2 separate regions of the Mus musculus genome follow, and region 2 is linked to region 1. A link is a loop called in an ENCODE intact Hi-C map of the cell type or tissue named here. Cell type or tissue: heart. All regions are shown on one strand.

Region 1 (2,500 bases):
CTCCTGGTTCCTTCATTCTGCTCTTGGAAATGTCAACACTGCTGCGGATTGACTGGTGACACTCAGTCATTCTATCTTGGAGTCTACATACAAGCTAAGAAATGACAGTTCCCACCCTTACACTGGTGAGGACCAAAGGGTGGAAAGACATTGAAGTGGGATGCGTCGAAGTTCCAGATGAAAGCTGTCATCCCTAAGTTCATGTTTAACCACATAATGATGTCTGGCCACACCCTTACTCCTCATCTTATGGCGTTCCAAAGGAAATTTTGGATTTCAATTCTAACAAGTTAGTCTCCAATGCAGAACATGAAATATGAATTGTATCTCATGGATTCTACAGTTCAGTTCTCTTAGACAAGGACAATGAGACTTTACAAAGCTTACCCACTGGACCTGACCAAAGAAACAGGCAGGAAATCTTAGAGTCAGGACCACATCCCAGATGCCCACTGGTCCTTGGTGTTCCTTTTGATTTGTAAGCTATGTGTTGGAGTTTGGTCTCTAGGTTCCAATGGATAACTTTTGCTAGGTTAAAGAGTATCAAGATTGTTCTTGGCCTCTGACAGTTTTATGGATCTGCACTATCTATTTCTGGTCCAGTGTTGATTCTGTGCTATTGTTTGAGCTCTGTCCATAATATCTGCCACTGCCTTTAAGAGAGAGAGAAAAAATGTTCTCTTGTGCCTCACAAGACAGGGAGAGATAGACAGGGTCAGCTTGAGCAGATTGGCTGTCTCTGACACACACACCTGCCTTGGCTGATATTTGCTTGATATTTGCCATCCTCAGCTGCTTTCCTGTGCAGTTAGCTACCTTGTACTTCTGAATCTATAGCTTAAAAACAAACAAACAATTAGTTCTTCCACCCCCTCCTACTGAATGTAGCACTAAAACATCTGCATAGATAGAATTTTGTGAAAATGAGCAGAAAATTTGAGGCAATTCAAGGAGGACCAATAAGCTCTCCTTTAAGTCACCATGAAACCCAGATAACACAGTCGCCCTCTTCTAAAGGAAACTGTCCTTGTCCTCCCAGAGTTTTCCATGGCCATGCCCAAATCTTCTCCAAGAGCGCCCTCTGCTGGATGACATCAGGACCCCGACAGCCTCAGCCATCTTGGAAGTAGAGCCAACTGGAGTTTTGAGAGAATAAAAAGGAAGGTTGGAGAGAAAGGGGGTTGGTGTTTTGGGTGGGGAAGGGAAGATATTTGAGGGGAGGGAGAGAGGGGGAGGGGAGATTACCACACTGGGAAGCTCCGAGGCACCTCTATTTGAACACCATCCTAAAATAAGATGTGTTCCATCCATGACGTCCTTATGCCGCTCTACTTCTATTTCAATGTATTAACTTAGTACTAAAAGATGATCACATGTTTTAAAAGAAAAGAAGCAGATGGGGAGACCCACAGGCAAACATCAGGCAGAGTTTGGGTGACTTGTGAAAGAATGGGGGATAGAACTGAACAAGCCGGAGAGATCAAGGACACCACAAGAAGACCTACAGAGTCAACTAACATGGGACCGTGGGGGCTCACAGAGCCTGGACCACCTACCAGGGAGCATGCAGGAGCTGGACCTAGACCTCCTACACTTTTGTAGCAAATGTGCAGCTTGGTCTTTATGTGTGTTCCCTAACCAATGGAGCTGGGTCTGTCTCTGTCTTTGTTCCCTGCCATTGCATCTCCTTCCCCCTACCTGGTCTCCCTGGTTGGGCCTCAGTGGGAAAGGATGTATTTAGTTCTGCTAGGACCAGAGGTTTCAGGATGTAGCAGTTACTAAGTGGGGGACTCCCTTTCAGGGACAATGGGGGATTTGTAAGGGTGGGGCTAGGAAGAGAGCAGGAAGGGAGGGCTGTAATTGAGATGTAAAATGGAAAAAAAAAAAAAGAAGAAGAAGGATCAAAGGAGAGGAAGAACCAAGAATCTCCCTTGATATTGATGATTCCTTGATGGATTACAAAAGATAATTTCATAAAATAGCTCAAGTTCTATTTGAGATTTTATTATTCTTTCAGGTAAGTTCTCCGTCAGCTAGTCATTCCTACCCAGGGATTGAACAGTTTTGGAATTCAAGGCATATTTGTAAGTTCAGTGACTCATTACTGTGCTTGCACTTCATTTAGTATATTTAATTAGCATATTTATTCCAAAGAAGACCATAACTTCAAAACACTTTTTTAGAAGAAGAAAATGCATTAGCAAACTTTAAAAGTATATTTGAATATCTAAGTCATATTTTAAATTAAGCATGTTTGGGTAAATAATCTCTCTCTCTCTCTCTCTCTCTCTCTCTCTCTTCCCCCCTCCCCACTTCTGTCTGTGTGTGTTTGTGTGTGATTTTAAACAAGAAGAAGGCCTCCTATAAATAGCCTTTTTAAGGCAAGCTCTTGTTGATAGATTGAATTTTGTCTTTAAGACCGATGTTAGTGTGAACTTATTCATTGGTAGGAGTTTGCTACGAAAATATAGAATTGGAGGGTTGATAATCTTTAAAGTGT
Region 2 (2,500 bases), 170 kb before region 1:
TCTGGTTTTGATCTATCTGTTGAACATATCCATGGAAAAGTAGTACTTTTTACAAACCTAAAAATTAGTCACAGTTGCACCCTCTGTCAAGGCATTTCAACAGCAAAGAAACCTTGAGAATAAGGGACTCAGAAATTTGTAGATCTCCAGAGTTTAATTTTATTGGAATTTCTGCCTTGGTTGATGTCTTAGTATTACTGCTACTGTGATGAAAAACCATGATCAAAGGCAGCTTTTTTAGGAAACAGTTCATACTTCCAGGTAGCAGTCCATCACTGATGAAAATGAGGGAAAGGCCATAGAAGGATGCTGCTTGGTGGCTTGCTCTCCATGGCTCCCTCAGCCTGATTTACTATAGAACATAGGACCACCAGCCCAAGGATGAGCTGAGCTCTTCCCCATTGACCACTAATGAAGAAAATGCCTTACAGACTTGCCTACAGCCAGATCTATGATGGCGCTTTCTTCATTGACGTTCCCTCCTTTCCAGTGACTCCAGCTTGTCTCAAGTTAACATAAAATTAAGCCAGCACAGTTGGTAACAAAATTCTGAAAACTCAAGTTCATTGAAACCCAAGGATGTGTGGCACAAAGAACAGTTCTCCACGACTGACATTTCTACGTTTCATCTCTTGGTTTCCATCTTACTTTGTTTTCCTTCCAGGAACAACTTAAACACATGTGGCAGCATTATAATCCCATCAGCTAAAGCAGGTGGGAGAGAAAGGAACTGTTTTCAGGTCACTCGCCTAACTGCTCTCTTTAGAAGTGAGACTAGAGACACAGGCGTAGGGTGGCTTCTGGTTACCATCAGTCAGAGTCACATTTCTTCCTTGTCCTGCGACTTGGGCAGTGCTGCATGTCACTAGCTGTTCAGACTGTAACGATAAGCATAGCAGTGCCCTGTCTATCTGGAAGCAGCAGCATCTACAATAAGAAAAAGTCTAGTCAGCAAAACCTCACCTCTTACATCATTCTACTCTTCAAGTACCACCCTGTGAAATCATTGTTGAAAAGAGGAAGGCCTTTTATAATTCTGACCTCTTTTAAGTGGGCTGCACTTTCTAGCGACTCAGGACAGCCTTGTGCAATCGTTTATTGCTGCAAGTTTTGGCAGCCAAGTCAGCAAAGCCTCGTCCAGCCATCTAGCTCTCGTCTAGCAGGGAGCAGTAACCTTTTTATAGCTCCTGTTTGGTCCCTTTTTACTGTGCCACTGATCATTGCTACTGTAACAATGCTTCTGTGGAAGGCATCTTAAGCTGTTTATTTTTATGCTTTGTAAGCAAAGGTCTTACATAAAATACTGGGAAACTGTAGCAGCATGCAAAGAACGTGAGTTTGAATAGAATTCAGTCAAAGCTTTCTGTCGTGGGCAAGTTACTTGCTCTTTCCAAGCCCTGGTTTTTCTTTCTCATCTATATACTGGACATAATGGGATATTTTTCCATCAGCTCCCTGAGGATGAAATGAGGCAACCCTTGTAAGCACCCTTAGTCTACTGAGGAAAAGCTATTCTACAAATGTTGCATCTGTACTTAGTAGTTAGGTTTGGGGACCTGTTCACCATTCCGTATGTGTGCAGTGAGACTCAGACTCACTTAGCTCAAGGAAGCTGGTTTGCTTCTTGGATATACCTATCTTCCATTTTTTTGTTAATGTTTGCTTACCTCGGTGCACAACAAAGCTTCAGTTTCATGTTTTTAGTCATTTTCTATAGTGTGGCAGATTCTATTATCCAGACTCTATTATATGATCCTTGAGATTGCTTAAGTCGCTGGCTCCCTCTGTTCAGGTTGTGTGTCATAGCACTCTGCACTTCAAGCAACGCAGAGTATGTGGGAAATATTTAATCATACACATGGAAGAGCTGAGTGAATTCAAATAATAGAGAACCTTACTATCCTTTCTGTGTTTTCTCCCCCTCATAAGACCCTGTCATTGAGGTCCTTGACTTAATGGCCTCCTTTCATAGCTACCCAGAAAGGTTGAAATCTTCTCAGACTTCAGTTCCATTTTACCTAAAGGCCCTCTCTGTTCAGAATCGATTCCAGGATGCAGCCTGGACCTCGTGCCCTTGACCGAGGTATCGGCACTTCCAACTCCTTCTAAACTTTCACAGTTCTGATAAGCTGCATCAGAACTTCAGAGGGAAACAGAGAGTGTGAATTAGAACAAGCTGCATGGCAGGTGGACTTAGTACAGGCGGTGCTAGGATTGCTTGTCTCTCCAGGAGCTAAAGTTCTAGAGCAGAAGACCCTGCTCGTGGGATCCAGCTTCGTATCACACGGCTCGACACAGGTGTCCCAAAGACATTGTGAATAAGACAAGACAAGCAAGTCCCTGGGTGCCAGTCCATGGGACTCTTTTCTTTCTGTTCTTGTGTTTGGTTTGTTGTTACTTAATTGATGGAATAAGATATAATAAGAATAGCAAAGGCAATGGCTTAGTTAATTATTTCTCTGTAAGCACCAACCACTCATGCTTGACTATTGATCCAGGA

What was found. Hi-C counts contacts between places; a loop is a spot of excess contacts. Peaks named below come from ENCODE experiments on the same cell type or tissue, not always from the same donor. Only the 100,000 strongest peaks of a DNase experiment are listed, where the experiment ranks them.
Region 2: it touches region 1 in a loop (5-fold over the local background); 17 of 42 quality-filtered maps call a loop at or near these places.

Annotation. Positions count from the first base shown.
Region 1 is chr16:25,063,674-25,066,173 of GRCm38, forward strand. It overlaps A230028O05Rik (RIKEN cDNA A230028O05 gene), which reads left to right. Exons shown (of 3, transcript NR_040374.1): 2 at 1,040-1,164. Among named protein-coding and RNA genes, the nearest start is that of A230028O05Rik, 5.3 kb to the left of the region's middle. In heart, a CTCF peak has its summit at 1,084 (motif pointing left); a DNase peak (open chromatin) is centred at 1,088.
Region 2 is chr16:24,890,642-24,893,141 of GRCm38, forward strand. The region is part of intron 10 of Lpp (LIM domain containing preferred translocation partner in lipoma); the gene reads left to right. Among named protein-coding and RNA genes, the nearest start is that of Gm22672, 7.7 kb to the left of the region's middle. In heart, no CTCF peak of the experiment used is centred here; a DNase peak (open chromatin) is centred at 1,100.